Linked DNA regions of Homo sapiens: region 2 is linked to region 1. A link is an interaction called in ENCODE POLR2A ChIA-PET data of the cell type or tissue named here. Cell type or tissue: CD4-positive, alpha-beta T cell. All regions are shown on one strand.

Evidence for each region. ChIA-PET counts read pairs that join two places held together with the same protein. Peaks named below come from ENCODE experiments on the same cell type or tissue, not always from the same donor. Only the 100,000 strongest peaks of a DNase experiment are listed, where the experiment ranks them.
Region 2: POLR2A ChIA-PET joins it to region 1 with 6 read pairs; 5 of 35 experiments call an interaction of 5 or more read pairs at or near these places.

What each region holds. Positions count from the first base shown.
Region 1 is chr22:31,276,100-31,284,099 of GRCh38, forward strand. LIMK2 (LIM domain kinase 2) reads left to right here. Exons shown (of 16, transcript NM_005569.4): 16 at 2,198-3,981. The coding sequence ends at 2,342. It overlaps PIK3IP1 (phosphoinositide-3-kinase interacting protein 1), which reads right to left. Exons shown (of 6, transcript NM_052880.5): 6 at 5,501-7,189. The coding sequence ends at 6,985. It also overlaps the pseudogene PPP1R14BP1. Among named protein-coding and RNA genes, the nearest start is that of PIK3IP1, 12 kb to the right of the region's middle. RefSeq lists enhancers at 109-689, 2,366-2,866. In CD4-positive, alpha-beta T cell, no CTCF peak of the experiment used is centred here; DNase peaks (open chromatin) are centred at 1,842, 2,262, 3,062, 5,832 and 2 weaker places; H3K4me3 peaks cover 495 bases; H3K27ac peaks cover 4,198 bases.
Region 2 is chr22:31,684,833-31,692,832 of GRCh38, forward strand. It overlaps PRR14L (proline rich 14 like), which reads right to left. Exons shown (of 9, transcript NM_173566.3): 8 at 3,324-3,395; 9 at 1-971. The coding sequence ends at 695. Among named protein-coding and RNA genes, the nearest start is that of PISD, 27 kb to the left of the region's middle. In CD4-positive, alpha-beta T cell, no CTCF peak of the experiment used is centred here; no DNase peak of the experiment used is centred here.

The DNA of each region.
Region 1 (8,000 bases):
GTGGCAGGTGCCTGTAACCCCAGCTACTTGGGAGGCTGAGGCAGGAGAATTGCTTGAACCCAGGGGCGGAGGTTGCAGTGAGCCGATATCACGCCATTGCACTCCAGCCTCGGCAACAAGAGTGAAACTCTGTCTCAAAAATGGGGTTCTTTTCCTGCCATCAAAAATCATGTTTCTTTTAAAAACAAGTTCAAACATTACCAAAGTTTATAGCACAGGAAATACGTCTTCTGTAATCTCCCTTAACCAATATATCCCTCAACATTCTCCTCACCCCCAACTCCACCCTCCCAGGATAACCAGTTGGGACATAATCTTTATTTAAAAATGGTTTCCGGATAGAGAAAGCGCTTCGGCGGCGGCAGCCCCGGCGGCGGCCGCAGGGGACAAAGGGCGGGCGGATCGGCGGGGAGGGGGCGGGGCGCGACCAGGCCAGGCCCGGGGGCTCCGCATGCTGCAGCTGCCCCCGGGCGCCCCCGCCGCCGCCCTCGCCGCGGAGCCGGCGAGCTAACCTGAGCCAGCCGGCGGGCGTCACGGAGGCGGCGGCACAAGGAGGGGCCCCACGCGCGCACGTGGCCCCGGAGGCCGCCGTGGCGGACAGCGGCACCGCGGGGGGCGCGGCGTTGGCGGCCCCGGCCCCGGCCCCCAGGCCAGGCAGTGGCGGCCAAGGACCACGCATCTACTTTCAGAGCCCCCCCCGGGGCCGCAGGAGAGGGCCCGGGCTGCGCGGATGATGAGGGCCCAGTGAGGCGCCAAGGGAAGGTCACCATCAAGTATGACCCCAAGGAGCTACGGAAGCACCTCAACCTAGAGGAGTGGATCCTGGAGCAGCTCACGCGCCTCTACGACTGCCAGGAAGAGGAGATCTCAGAACTAGAGATTGACGTGGATGAGCTCCTGGACATGGAGAGTGACGATGCCTGGGCTTCCAGGGTCAAGGAGCTGCTGGTTGACTGTTACAAACCCACAGAGGCCTTCATCTCTGGCCTGCTGGACAAGATCCGGGCCATGCAGAAGCTGAGCACACCCCAGAAGAAGTGAGGGTCCCCGACCCAGGCGAACGGTGGCTCCCATAGGACAATCGCTACCCCCCGACCTCGTAGCAACAGCAATACCGGGGGACCCTGCGGCCAGGCCTGGTTCCATGAGCAGGGCTCCTCGTGCCCCTGGCCCAGGGGTCTCTTCCCCTGCCCCCTCAGTTTTCCACTTTTGGATTTTTTTATTGTTATTAAACTGATGGGACTTTGTGTTTTTATATTGACTCTGCGGCACGGGCCCTTTAATAAAGCGAGGTAGGGTACGCCTTTGGTGCAGCTCAAAAAAAAAAAAAAAAATGATTTCCAGCGGTCCACATTAGAGTTGAAATTTTCTGGTGGGAGAATCTATACCTTGTTCCTTTATAGGCCAAGGACCGCAGTCCTTCAGTAACACCAGTGTAAAAGCTTGAGGAGAAATTGTGAAGCTACACAGTATTTGTTTTCTAATACCTCTTGTCATTCTAAATATCTTTAATTTATTAAAAAATATATATATACAGTATTGAATGCCTACTGTGTGCTAGGTACAGTTCTAAACACTTGGGTTACAGCAGCGAACAAAATAAAGGTGCTTACCCTCATAGAACATAGATTCTAGCATGGTATCTACTGTATCATACAGTAGATACAATAAGTAAACTATATTGAATATTAGAATGTGGCAGATGCTATGGAAAAAGAGTCAAGACAAGTAAAGACGATTGTTCAGGGTACCAGTTGCAATTTTAAATATGGTCGTCAGAGCAGGCCTCACTGAGGTGACATGACATTTAAGCATAAACATGGAGGAGGAGGAGTAAGCCTGAGCTGTCTTAGGCTTCCGGGGCAGCCAAGCCATTTCCGTGGCACTAGGAGCCTGGTGTTTCCGATTCCACCTTTGATAACTGCATTTTCTCTAAGATATGGGAGGGAAGTTTTTCTCCTATTGTTTTTAAGTATTAACTCCAGCTAGTCCAGCCTTGTTATAGTGTTACCTAATCTTTATAGCAAATATATGAGGTACCGGTAACATTATGCCCATTTCTCACAGAGGCACTACTAGGTGAAGGAGTTTGCCTGACGTTATACAACCAGGAAGTAGCTGAGCCTAGATCCCTTCCACCCACCCCATGGCCCTGCTCATGTTCCACCTGCCTCTAATTTACCTCTTTTCCTTCTAGACCAGCATTCTCGAAATTGGAGGACTCCTTTGAGGCCCTCTCCCTGTACCTGGGGGAGCTGGGCATCCCGCTGCCTGCAGAGCTGGAGGAGTTGGACCACACTGTGAGCATGCAGTACGGCCTGACCCGGGACTCACCTCCCTAGCCCTGGCCCAGCCCCCTGCAGGGGGGTGTTCTACAGCCAGCATTGCCCCTCTGTGCCCCATTCCTGCTGTGAGCAGGGCCGTCCGGGCTTCCTGTGGATTGGCGGAATGTTTAGAAGCAGAACAAGCCATTCCTATTACCTCCCCAGGAGGCAAGTGGGCGCAGCACCAGGGAAATGTATCTCCACAGGTTCTGGGGCCTAGTTACTGTCTGTAAATCCAATACTTGCCTGAAAGCTGTGAAGAAGAAAAAAACCCCTGGCCTTTGGGCCAGGAGGAATCTGTTACTCGAATCCACCCAGGAACTCCCTGGCAGTGGATTGTGGGAGGCTCTTGCTTACACTAATCAGCGTGACCTGGACCTGCTGGGCAGGATCCCAGGGTGAACCTGCCTGTGAACTCTGAAGTCACTAGTCCAGCTGGGTGCAGGAGGACTTCAAGTGTGTGGACGAAAGAAAGACTGATGGCTCAAAGGGTGTGAAAAAGTCAGTGATGCTCCCCCTTTCTACTCCAGATCCTGTCCTTCCTGGAGCAAGGTTGAGGGAGTAGGTTTTGAAGAGTCCCTTAATATGTGGTGGAACAGGCCAGGAGTTAGAGAAAGGGCTGGCTTCTGTTTACCTGCTCACTGGCTCTAGCCAGCCCAGGGACCACATCAATGTGAGAGGAAGCCTCCACCTCATGTTTTCAAACTTAATACTGGAGACTGGCTGAGAACTTACGGACAACATCCTTTCTGTCTGAAACAAACAGTCACAAGCAAAGGAAGAGGCTGGGGGACTAGAAAGAGGCCCTGCCCTCTAGAAAGCTCAGATCTTGGCTTCTGTTACTCATACTCGGGTGGGCTCCTTAGTCAGATGCCTAAAACATTTTGCCTAAAGCTCGATGGGTTCTGGAGGACAGTGTGGCTTGTCACAGGCCTAGAGTCTGAGGGAGGGGAGTGGGAGTCTCAGCAATCTCTTGGTCTTGGCTTCATGGCAACCACTGCTCACCCTTCAACATGCCTGGTTTAGGCAGCAGCTTGGGCTGGGAAGAGGTGGTGGCAGAGTCTCAAAGCTGAGATGCTGAGAGAGATAGCTCCCTGAGCTGGGCCATCTGACTTCTACCTCCCATGTTTGCTCTCCCAACTCATTAGCTCCTGGGCAGCATCCTCCTGAGCCACATGTGCAGGTACTGGAAAACCTCCATCTTGGCTCCCAGAGCTCTAGGAACTCTTCATCACAACTAGATTTGCCTCTTCTAAGTGTCTATGAGCTTGCACCATATTTAATAAATTGGGAATGGGTTTGGGGTATTAATGCAATGTGTGGTGGTTGTATTGGAGCAGGGGGAATTGATAAAGGAGAGTGGTTGCTGTTAATATTATCTTATCTATTGGGTGGTATGTGAAATATTGTACATAGACCTGATGAGTTGTGGGACCAGATGTCATCTCTGGTCAGAGTTTACTTGCTATATAGACTGTACTTATGTGTGAAGTTTGCAAGCTTGCTTTAGGGCTGAGCCCTGGACTCCCAGCAGCAGCACAGTTCAGCATTGTGTGGCTGGTTGTTTCCTGGCTGTCCCCAGCAAGTGTAGGAGTGGTGGGCCTGAACTGGGCCATTGATCAGACTAAATAAATTAAGCAGTTAACATAACTGGCAATATGGAGAGTGAAAACATGATTGGCTCAGGGACATAAATGTAGAGGGTCTGCTAGCCACCTTCTGGCCTAGCCCACACAAACTCCCCATAGCAGAGAGTTTTCATGCACCCAAGTCTAAAACCCTCAAGCAGACACCCATCTGCTCTAGAGAATATGTACATCCCACCTGAGGCAGCCCCTTCCTTGCAGCAGGTGTGACTGACTATGACCTTTTCCTGGCCTGGCTCTCACATGCCAGCTGAGTCATTCCTTAGGAGCCCTACCCTTTCATCCTCTCTATATGAATACTTCCATAGCCTGGGTATCCTGGCTTGCTTTCCTCAGTGCTGGGTGCCACCTTTGCAATGGGAAGAAATGAATGCAAGTCACCCCACCCCTTGTGTTTCTTTACAAGTGCTTGAGAGGAGAAGACCAGTTTCTTCTTGCTTCTGCATGTGGGGGATGTCGTAGAAGAGTGACCATTGGGAAGGACAATGCTATCTGGTTAGTGGGGCCTTGGGCACAATATAAATCTGTAAACCCAAAGGTGTTTTCTCCCAGGCACTCTCAAAGCTTGAAGAATCCAACTTAAGGACAGAATATGGTTCCCGAAAAAAACTGATGATCTGGAGTACGCATTGCTGGCAGAACCACAGAGCAATGGCTGGGCATGGGCAGAGGTCATCTGGGTGTTCCTGAGGCTGATAACCTGTGGCTGAAATCCCTTGCTAAAAGTCCAGGAGACACTCCTGTTGGTATCTTTTCTTCTGGAGTCATAGTAGTCACCTTGCAGGGAACTTCCTCAGCCCAGGGCTGCTGCAGGCAGCCCAGTGACCCTTCCTCCTCTGCAGTTATTCCCCCTTTGGCTGCTGCAGCACCACCCCCGTCACCCACCACCCAACCCCTGCCGCACTCCAGCCTTTAACAAGGGCTGTCTAGATATTCATTTTAACTACCTCCACCTTGGAAACAATTGCTGAAGGGGAGAGGATTTGCAATGACCAACCACCTTGTTGGGACGCCTGCACACCTGTCTTTCCTGCTTCAACCTGAAAGATTCCTGATGATGATAATCTGGACACACAAGCCGGGCACGGTGGCTCTAGCCTGTAATCTCAGCACTTTGGGAGGCCTCAGCAGGTGGATCACCTGAGATCAAGAGTTTGAGAACAGCCTGACCAACATGGTGAAACCCCGTCTCTACTAAAAATACAAAAATTAGCCAGGTGTGGTGGCACATACCTGTAATCCCAGCTACTCTGGAGGCTGAGGCAGGAGAATCGCTTGAACCCACAAGGCAGAGGTTGCAGTGAGGCGAGATCATGCCATTGCACTCCAGCCTGTGCAACAAGAGCCAAACTCCATCTCAAAAAAAAAAATCTGGACACAGGCTGCAGTTGTCACTTTCCAGTAACAGGGCGAGGATGAATGAAGAAAAGGCCCAGAGCTTGCCACATAGGTGTTGACAAGGTAACCCAAAGCTTCTCAACTTACACGGAGGGTTCCTGTTACCCCTCAAAAACTTGGCAATGTGGAGTCTTTTTTTTTTTTTAATTAAGTCAAATGCAGAGCAATTTCCCACACTATATGCAGGTGTCAGAATGAGGTATATAAAACATGTATATAGAGAAATGCCTTTATAGAAAAGTAGAAACCAGTAATATTCTCTTCTCCAGCATCACTAACACCAAGAGACCACCTGAGGTCTAGGTCCCCAAAGCAGATGGCTCCATAGAAAGCCCCACTAACCCGTCTCCACATTGGGCAGTGGAAGGGTTCTGGAAAGGAAGCTCTATGGCTAGGAGCTGCCAAGGCCTCTTGAGTGTGACATCACAGGTTAGAGGCCCTGCTGAGCTGCTAGCACAGTGCAGTGGAGAAATGTTGCGCTCCGTCAGGAAGCTGGGCTCTTGCCATGCCAGTAGCTTGCTTACGACCTTGGGCAAGTCACTTTTTCCTCTCTGGGGTCCTGTGTCCAAAAGGCTTAATGAGCCCTTTCTAATGGTTCTTTGATTGCTTTATGAGTTAGGGGCTGTGACCCTAGCCCCAGTGCCCTACAGGAAGGTGCTGACCTGGACGCCCGCAGGACCACCTGCTAAATCAGGCCCACTTGGGGAGCAAGCCCTGAAGTGCTTTATTACCTTGCCTCTGAGCTTAGTTTCCAGGTTAGCCTCTTAGAAGCAGCTCACAAGGCCCCACAGTATAATTCCCATAGGTTAGCTAACTACTCTCTTACCTGTGCAAAATGAAGACAGGTCACTATCCATCCCTGAAGAGAAACTGGGGCATCCCAGGTCTGCCTCTGCTCCTGTGGCCAAAGGCGGAGCAGATCCTTCTCTATCCTCTTCCTAAGTGGAATGCTCAGTGCAATTCTTCCTTTCCTTATGAAACAGGAAGAGTCCCTGGGCCCAGGCCTGGCCCACGGTTGTCAAGGCACATCATTGCCAGCAAGCTGAAGCATACCAGCAGCCACAACCTAGATCTCATTCCCAACCCAAAGTTCTGACTTCTGTACAAACTCGTTTCCAGTTCTCAGAGGTCAGTAGGGAGTTCCATCCCAAATATTTTAAAAACTAAATATATTTTTTCAATGCCATCCCTTGACCTGCTTTACCTTAACCATGAATAACAGTGTATGCCACTCAAGCCCACAGTGGAGACTGAGGCCATCTTAGTAAAGCACAGAGGAGCCTGGGGGAGCTCCCCGTCTATCCCTGGTTCAGTTCCAGGGGTGCAGGCAATGTTTGGAAGCCCTTAGCAGCAGCATCACTGTGGGAGCTGCCACTGTCTCCATCCACAGACAAAATCTGCTCCAAGGGATGGACAAGGAGCACTGTTAGGACCCTACCCAGCCTTACCCTCAGCCCACAGGGCCACCTGCTTCTGTCACTCTTACTAGGATTCGCCAAAAAAGCGGGGGAGTGGTAGGGTTTTAACCAGAACACAAAGTGGTAGTTCCTCCTAGCTGTAGGAGGGTGGGCTGTCCTGCACCAGTGTCTGCATGGGCTCCTGCCCACTGGGGGGGCTCAGGCCCCAGGAGTCCCGGCCTGGCCCATAAGGGGGGTGGTGCCCTCCTGAGGGTCAACTGGAGTCTGGCTGGTGTGGACCACGACAGTCTTCTCATCCACAATCTCACAGGTGGGGTTGGTGAAGGCAGACAAGGGCAGAGTGATTCGCTGCATCTCCCTCTCACATACTTTCTGATCATGCTGTTCTTTCAAATCCTTCCCCCTGGCAGGAAAAAAACAAACAAACATTCAGGCTATGCCTCCTGCATAGCTTTGCTCATTAGATAGCATCCCTGAGGCTCAGCAAGAGCAGCAGCTTGCCATTGTCACAACAAATCAGTGGCTGAGCCAGGACCCAAACTCAGGTCCAGGATTCTAGGATATCCATTCTGCAAGACGGCGTTAAACTCAACAAGAAGCTCCTGCACCTCTGGTCTTAGGTTCTCCATCTGTAAAATAGGGTGACAGCAGTATGGACTTCATACAGCTTCACCGGGGCTCAATGAAAATAAAGTAAAGGACAGAGACTTTTTTTTTTTTTTTATGGTTGAGACAGGGTCTCAACATGTTGCCTAGGCTGGTCTCAAACTACTGGGCTCAAGCGATCCTCCCACCCCCCAAAGTACTGGGATTACAGGCGTGAGCCACTGCACCTGGCCAGATAGAGACTCTTAAAGCAAGACACAGTTTTGTTCTTTCAGCCCCAGAGACCCAGAGAACTATCTGAACTTCGGACCTAACCCATAAAGTTGTCCAGAAAACTGACCTGATCATCCTGCTGTGAGACAGCCTCCCAGAGATGCTTATTACTTTTAATAAGCATCTACTAAATGTCAGCTACAGGCTTTTTTTTTTGGAGATGGAGTTTCGTGCTTTTTGCCCAGGCTGGAGTACAATGGCACAATCTCGGCTCACTGCAACCTCTGCCTCTCAGGTTCAAGCGATTCTCCTGCCTCAGCCTCCCAAGTAGCCAGGATTACAGGCATGCGCCACCACGCCCAGAGTATTTTGTATTTTTAGTAGAGATGGGGTTT
Region 2 (8,000 bases), 410 kb after region 1:
AAAACAAATGAAAATAATCCACACCACAACATTAAAAAGTGCAACTTACTTCGAATGGGGCCTGGACGGGCTCCTCTGGCACTAGTGACCCAGTCACAGAGGGGAGAAAACGATGGGAAAAAGCCACACACACACAAACACTCTCACATACACTCACATCAATAGGTCCTGGGCAGACAAAAGATAAGAAAACACAACAGCTCATCTTTCCTCAACTACTGAAATGAGCCAGTGAGACCACACAGGACAGGACGCCAGGTCCCCCTCCCTAGGCCACGTTTCTAATAATCTTGGTCTAGCACCACCGTAAACAAAGCGGAACTTTCATATGGACGTGCAAATCCTGTGTGTCCTTGGAATCCTAGTGTTACTGAAGATAGGCTGCTGCTTCCTCCTGTGGATGGCAGAGACTGAGGAGGTGGCTGGATGTCGTTCAGGTCCATTTCCAGGAGAAAGGGAGCATTCCTGAGGTTCTATACTCAGCAGTAAAAGTAGAGGACCCTCCTTCACCAGTTTCTAAAAAGGTTGCACCTTGAAATAGGTAAAAATTCATGGACTGTGCATTTTTGAGTGGTTTGGCGGTAGGGCAAAATTAGGCAACCTTTTCCAAGGAGGTCCAAAAAAAAAAAAAAAACCCAAAAACAAAACAAAACAAAAAAACCCTAAAATTGAGACCCTCAAACTGAATCGCTTCTCAACAGCCTGATGATTGTTCCTGCTCCTCTTCCTTGGCAAAGAAGGTCTCCAGTTCCATTAGTTTCTGTATCAAAAGAGCATCCAGCTCTCGACTCTGCACAGCTGCCTTCTGGGCCCTGGTAAAGCTGCCTGCCACCTTGACTTTGCCTCGAGCTCTCCTCTTTCGCGGGACTGTAAAATCCTGAAATTCTAGAACTCGCTTCCTCTTCTGTTGGCTGATTGAGATTAGTGTACCATTTCGTTCCTTGGGTTCCTCAAAGATGGTCTCTAAACACCTAAGGATGAAGCACGAAACAATCACCAACAGACTGACTCACATGGCCCATCCTGTCAACAGGGTCAGGATGTTGACGCTGGGTCAACAACCCTTCTAGTCAACAGGGACTGAAAGCTACTTGCGCCAACTCTTTTTCTTTTTTTTGTGAGACAGAATTTCACTCTTGTTGCCCAGGCTGGAGCGCAATGGCATGATCTTGGCTCACTGCAACCTCTGTCTCCTGGGTTCAAGCGATTCTCCTGCCTCAGCCTCCCAAGTAGTGGGGACTACAGGTATGTGTCACTATGCCAGGTTAATTTTTTTTTTTTTTTAAGATGGAGTCTTACTCTGTCACCCAGGCTGGAGTGCAGTGGTGTGATCTCCGCTCACTGCAAGCTCCGCCTCCCAGGTTGACGCCATTCTCCTGCCTCAGCCTCCCAAGTAGCTGGGACTACAGGTGCCCACCACCACGCCCGGCTAATTTTTTTTTTTTTTTTGTATTTTTAGTAGAGACAGGGTTTCACTCTGTTAGCCAGGATGGTCTTGATCTCCTAACCTCATGATTCGCCCGCCTCGGCTTCCCAGTGCTGGGATTACAGGTGTGAGCCACTGCACCCAGCCCTGACTCATCTTTAAAAAAAAAACTTTTTTTTTGAGACAGGGTCTCACTCTGTTACTCAGGCTGGAGTGCAGTGGCACAATCACAATCACAGCTCACTACAGCCTCGACATCCTGGGCTCAAGCTATCCTCCTACCTGAGCCTCCCACGTAGCTGGGACTACAAGCATGTACCACCATGTCTGGCTAATTTAAAAAGAATTTTTTTTTTGTAGAGATGGAGTCTTGGTATATTGCTCAGGCTGGTCTCCAACTCAAGGGCTCCAGTGATCCTCCCTCCTTGGCCTCCCAAAGTGGTGCGATTACAGGCATGTGCCACTGTGCCTGGCTCTGATTCGTTTTTTTTAAATGGTTACACAGTATATTCCATTATAAGGAATTAATTATAAGTAATTGTACAAATGTGTTAGAGCAGACATACAAAATCTTAGGATAAAATCCTACAATTCTCCTTCTATATTCTAGAAACAGTGGGCATTTAATAAATGTTCACTGACTTGAATTGAATTCAGACCTAAGTGAAACTCTTCCTGTATTTCGGTTTACAATCATATCTGAAAAATCAATGATTATCAGTCCTGAAGTCAGCATATTTGGTAAAAATACAAACACAAACTACTTGTTTATACTTCTTTTTTCTTTTTCATTTTTGAGATGGAGTTTCGCTCTTGTTGCCCAGGCTGGAGTGCAATGGCGCGATCTCGGCTCACTGCAACCTCCACCCCCCGGGTTCAAGCGGTTCTCCTGCCTCAGCCTCCCGAGTAGCTGGGATTACTGGTGTGTGCCACCACGCCTGGGTAATTTTGTATTTTAGTAGAGACAGGGTTTCACTGTGTTTGCCAGGCTGGTCTTGAACTCCTGACCTCAGGTGATTTGCCCGCCTTGGCCTCCCAAAGTGCTTGAATTACAGGTGTCAGCCACTGCACCTGGCTGAGACTACATTTTCTTTCTTCTTTTTTTTTTTTTCTGAGACAGAGTCTAGCTCTGTTGCCCAGGCTGGAGTGCAGTGGTGTGATCTTAGCTCACTGCCATCTCCTCCTCCCGGGTTCAAGCAATTCTCCTGCCTCAGCCTCCCAAATAGCTGGGATTACAGGTGTGAGCCACCATGCCCGGCTAATTTTTTGTATTTTTAGTAGAGACAGGGTTCACCATGTTGGTCAGGCTGGTCTCGAACTCCTGACCTCGTGATCCACCCGCCTTGGCCCCCCAAAGTGCTGGGATTACAGGCGTGAGCCACCGTGCCTGGCTACATTTTCTTTACGTAACCCAATACACTTTATTTCCTATCCTATTACTGACCCTAATTCAAGTGCTGCAATTGAAAATACCAATTCTAGCTATTTATAAAACCCAATATTGGCCGGGCGCGGTGGCTCACACTTGTAATCCCAGCACTTTGGGAGGCCAAGGCAGGCGGATCACGAGGTCAGGAGATCGAGACCACGGTGAAACCCTGTCTCTACTAAAAATACAAAAAATTAGCCGGGTGTGGTGGCGGGCGCCTGTAGTCCCAGCTACTCGGAGAGGCTGAGGCAGGAGAATGGCGTGAACCCAGGAGGCGGAGCTTGCAGTGAGCCGAGATTGCGCCATTGCACTCCAGCCTGGGCGACAGAGACTCTGTCTCAAAAAAAAAAAAAAAAAGACCCAATATTGGTACAACTGAACATAAACTCTTTCTAAAGTGAAAGGGCTGGAGATTCACATCAATCATTTCAAATTCTTCCCTTTTATTTCCCAGCTATAAGTACCTACCTGTTTGCAGGAGGAGATTTATAATTCTTGTTGGTATATATCTCTTCTAAACTAAACTCCTTCTTCTTTAACCTGAAAAGAAATAAGGAAAAAAATTCTTCAGGTTCTCTCTCTCTTTTTTTTTTCAGAGAAGGTCTTGCTCTGTTGCCCAGGCTGAAGGGCAGTGACATGATCATAGCTCACTGCAGCCTTAAACTCTAGCCATCCTCCAGCCTCAGCCTCCTGAGTAGCTGGGATTACAGGTGTGTGCCACCATGCCAGGCTAGATTAAAAAAAAAAAAATTAGGCATGAGCTACTGTGCACAGCCTCATGTTCTCCTAAGATGGAAGAGACTTATTTCCCAATGCTATCCTTTTCGTTTGCTCCAACCTGTCTGTAATATGTTTTAGATGTGTCTCATGCAAACAATATGTACTGGATTTTCTTTTCCAGGGTACCAACCTTCAACTTTATGTAACTGAGCCCATTCATACTTACTGGGAATGATATATTTAGATTTATATATATTATTTTTCATAGATTTATATCTACTTTACAGCTGTTGTTTGTGCTGCTTTGCAATGTTTCTTTTTGTGAACTGACTGTTCTTTTTTTTCTATCTCCCTCCACTGACTAGAAAACTATATATTCTGTTCTTTTTTGTTTTTTTCTTTTTTAGAGATGGGGTCTTGCTCTGTTGCCTAGGAGTCTGACACTGGGTACAGCCTGGGTGACAAAGACCCTGTCTCTTAAAAAATATATACATACACACACACACACACACACACACAAAAACCCTTCACACCTATCAATTATACAGTAACCCTGAGGTACAGCTTGAATAGTAAAAGCAGGCCATATGCTTGCTTTTTTCCTTTTATTACCAATTTCCAAAACAATGAATTGGTTCCCCAGTATCTTCCAAAGATGGCCAATGGTTTTAAATTTTTTAAAGTATCATTATTAACTATTGGGTTTATATTTGATATGTTTTAATCTATTGAACTTATTATTCTTTTGAGTCTCATCTGTGGCCAGAGGTAATCTCTTCAAACTGGTTCTTGAGAGCCAGGCATGGGGGCTCCCAACAGTAGTCCCAGTTACTTGGGAGACTGAGGCAAGAGAATTGTTGAGCCCAAGAGTTCGAGACCAGCCTGGGCAACAAAGCAAGACGCTGTCTCTATACAAAATTAAAAAATAAAGAAAAAACTGGCCCTGAATCCCTTTGACATGACCCTAGGAGTCTCTGAGAGCTTTGCTACCTTCTGGTATGACAAGATACATTCATCTTATTCATTTCCTGCCCTAGACCTGTAATCACTCTCCAAGGAGCCCAGGTTCACCTATCATAAAATTCATCCATTTAAAATGTACAATTCAGTGATTTTTAAAACATTCGCAAGGTTATTCCTGATCACCACTATCTAATCAAGACCAGTTTTTTTTTGAGACAGGGTCTTGTGCTGTCACCCAGGCTGGACTGCAGTGGCTCAAACATGGCTCACTGCAGCCTCAACTTCCTGGGCTGGGCTCAAGAGATCCTCCTGTCTCTGCCTCCCGTGTAGCTGGGACCACAGGTGTGTGCCACCACAGCCGGCTTATTTTTTTATTTTATTTATTTATTTTTTGAGACAGAGTTTCGCTCTTTTTGCCCAGACTGGAGTGCAATGGCGCGATCTCAGCTCACTGCAATCTCCACCACCCGGGTTCAAGCGATTCTCCTGCCCAGCCTCCTCAGTAGCTGGAATTACAGGCATCCGCCACCACACCTGGCTAATTTTTGATTTTTTTTTTTCTTTTGAGATGGAGTCTTGCTCTGTTGCCAGGCTGGAGTGCAGTTGTGCAATCTCGGCTCACTGCAACCTCTACCTCCCGGGTTCAAGCGATTCTCCTGCCTCAGCCTCCCGAGTAGCTGGGACTACGGGTGCGTGTCACCACACCCAGCTAATTTTTGTATTTTTAGTAGAGATAGGGTATCACCACATTGGCCAGACTGGTCTCGAACTCCTGACCTCAGGTGATTCACCCACCTCGGCCTCCCAAAGTTCTGAGATTACAGGCATGAGCCACCATGCCCAGCTGTAACTTTCTGTAGTAGAGATGGGGTTTTATCACGTTGGCCAAGATGGTCTCGAACTCCTGACCTCAGGTGATCCACCCACCTCGGCCTCTGAAAGTGCTGGGATTACAGGCGTGAGCCACCATGCCCAGCTGTAACTTTGATTTTTTCGTACAGGTGGGGTTTCACCATGTTGGCCAGGCTGGTCTTGAACTCCTGATCTCAGGTGATCCACCCATCTCGGCCTCCCAAAGTGCTGGAATTACAAGCGTGAGCCACTGTGACTGGCCTATTTTTTCATTTTTTTAAAGACAGCATCTCGCTCTCTTGCCCAGGTTAAAGTGCAGTGGTACAATGATAGCTGACTGCAGCCTCGACCTTCCTGGCTGAAGCAATCCTCCTCTCTCAGCTTCCCAAGTAGCTGGGACCTATAGTCCCTGGCTAATTTTTTTTTTTTTTTTCTTTGAGACGGAGTCTTGCTCTGTCGCCCAGGCTGGAGTGCAGTGGCGTGATCTTGGCTCACTACAACATCTGCCTTCTGGGTTCAAGTGATTCTTCTGCCTCAGCCTCCTGAGTAGCTGGGACTACAGGCATGCACCACCATGCCCAGATAATTTTTGTATTTTTAGTAGAGACAGGGTTTCATTATATTGGTCAGGCTGGTCTCAAACTCCTGATCTTGTGATCTGCCCACCTTGGCCTCCCAAAGTGCTGGGATTACAGCTGTGAGCCACCATGCCCGGCCTCCAGCTAATTTTTTTTTCTTTTCTATTTCTTTTTTTTTTTTGAGACCAAGTCTCACTCTGTCACCCAGGCTGGAGTGCAGTGGTGTGATCTAGGCTCACTGCAACATCCGCATTCCGGGTTCAAGCGATTCTCCTCCCTCAGCCTCCCGAGTAGCTGGGATTACAGGCGCCTACCACCACGCGCGGCTAATTTTTAAAATATTTTTAGTAGAGACAGGGTTTCACCATGTTGGCCAGACTGGTCTTGAACTCCTGACCTCAGGTAATCTGCCCACCTCGGCCTCCCATAGTGCTGGGATCACAGGCATGTCGGGCTAATTTTTAAAAACTATTTTTGGTAGAGATAGGGTCTATGTTGTACAGGCTAGCTTTGAACTCCTCAGCTCAAGCGATCCTCCAGTCTCAGCCTCCCAAAGTGCTGGGATTACAGGGTTGAGCCACGATGCCTGACCTGATCTTTTGTAGAGATGTGGTCTCACTATGTTGCCCAGGCTGGTATCAGACTCCTGGGCTCAAGTGATCCTCCTGCCTCTACCTGCCAACGAGCTGGGATTATAGGAATGAACCACCACAACCAGCCTTAAAACACTTTCATAACTCCAAACAGAAACCTACTTTTAGCAGTCACCTGGACTCTCCCCTGCCACCCAGCACTGGTAACCACTAAACTACTTTCTGTCTCTAAGGATTCTAGACTTTTCATATAAAATGAATCATATAGAATGTGCTGTTTTCATAGTTAACTCCTGTTGTAGCATGTATCAGTACTTCGTTCCTTTTCCTGGCTGAATAATACGCCATCTATGGATATACCATCTTTTCTTTATCCATTTATCAACTGAGGAACATTTGGTTTCCACTTTTTAGCTATGAATAATGCTGCTGTGAATATTCATGCACAGGTTTTTTGGTGAATGTATGTTTTCAATTCCTTTTTTTTTTTTTGAGACAGAGTCTTGCTCTATCACCCAGGCTGGAGTGCAGTGGCATGATCTTAGCTCACTGCAACCTCCACCTCCTGCGTTAAGGCAATTCTCCTGCCTCAGCCTCCCGATTAGTTGGGATTACAGGCACGCACCACCACTCCTGGCTAATTTTTGTATTTTTAGTGGAGATGGGGTTTCACCATATTGGCCAGGCTGGTCTCGAACTCCTGACCTCAGATGGTCTGCCCACCTCGGCCTCCCAAAGTGCTGGGATTACAGGCGTGAGCCACCGTGCCTGGCATGTTTTCAATTCTTTTGGGTATATACCTAGAAGAATTGTTGGGTCATATGGTAACTAATTTTTTCAGGAACTGCCAATTTTTTTTTTTACAGTGGCTATACCATTTTACATTCCCAAGAGATGTGTATAAGGGTTTGAGTTTCTCCACACCCTTACTACACTTATTTTCTGTTTTATTGTTTCTTTACATCCTAGTGGGTGGGAAGTGGTATTTCACTGTGGTTTTGATTTGCAGTTCCCTGATGACTCATGATGTCAACAGCATCTCTTCAAATGCTTGTGGGCCATTTGTCTATCTTCTTTGGAGAAATGTCTATTGAAACACTTTGTCCATTTAAAAAATATGGGTTATTGTCTTTTGGTTGTTGAACTATAAGAGTTCTTTATAGCTTGTGGATACCAGACCCTTATTAGATGTGTGATTTGCAAATATTTTCTCCAATTCTGTGGGTTATACATTATCTTGTTTTTTGTGGGAGAGAGTTGGGCAGGGGGAGACAGTCTCACTCTCTTGCCCAAACTGGAGATCAGTGGTTTGATGACAGTTCACTGCAGCCTTGAAATCCTAGACTCAGTGATCCTTCCACCTCAGTGTCCTAAATAGTTGAGACTACAGGAGTGTGCCACCATGCCTGGTTCATTTTATTTTTATTTTTGTAGAGACA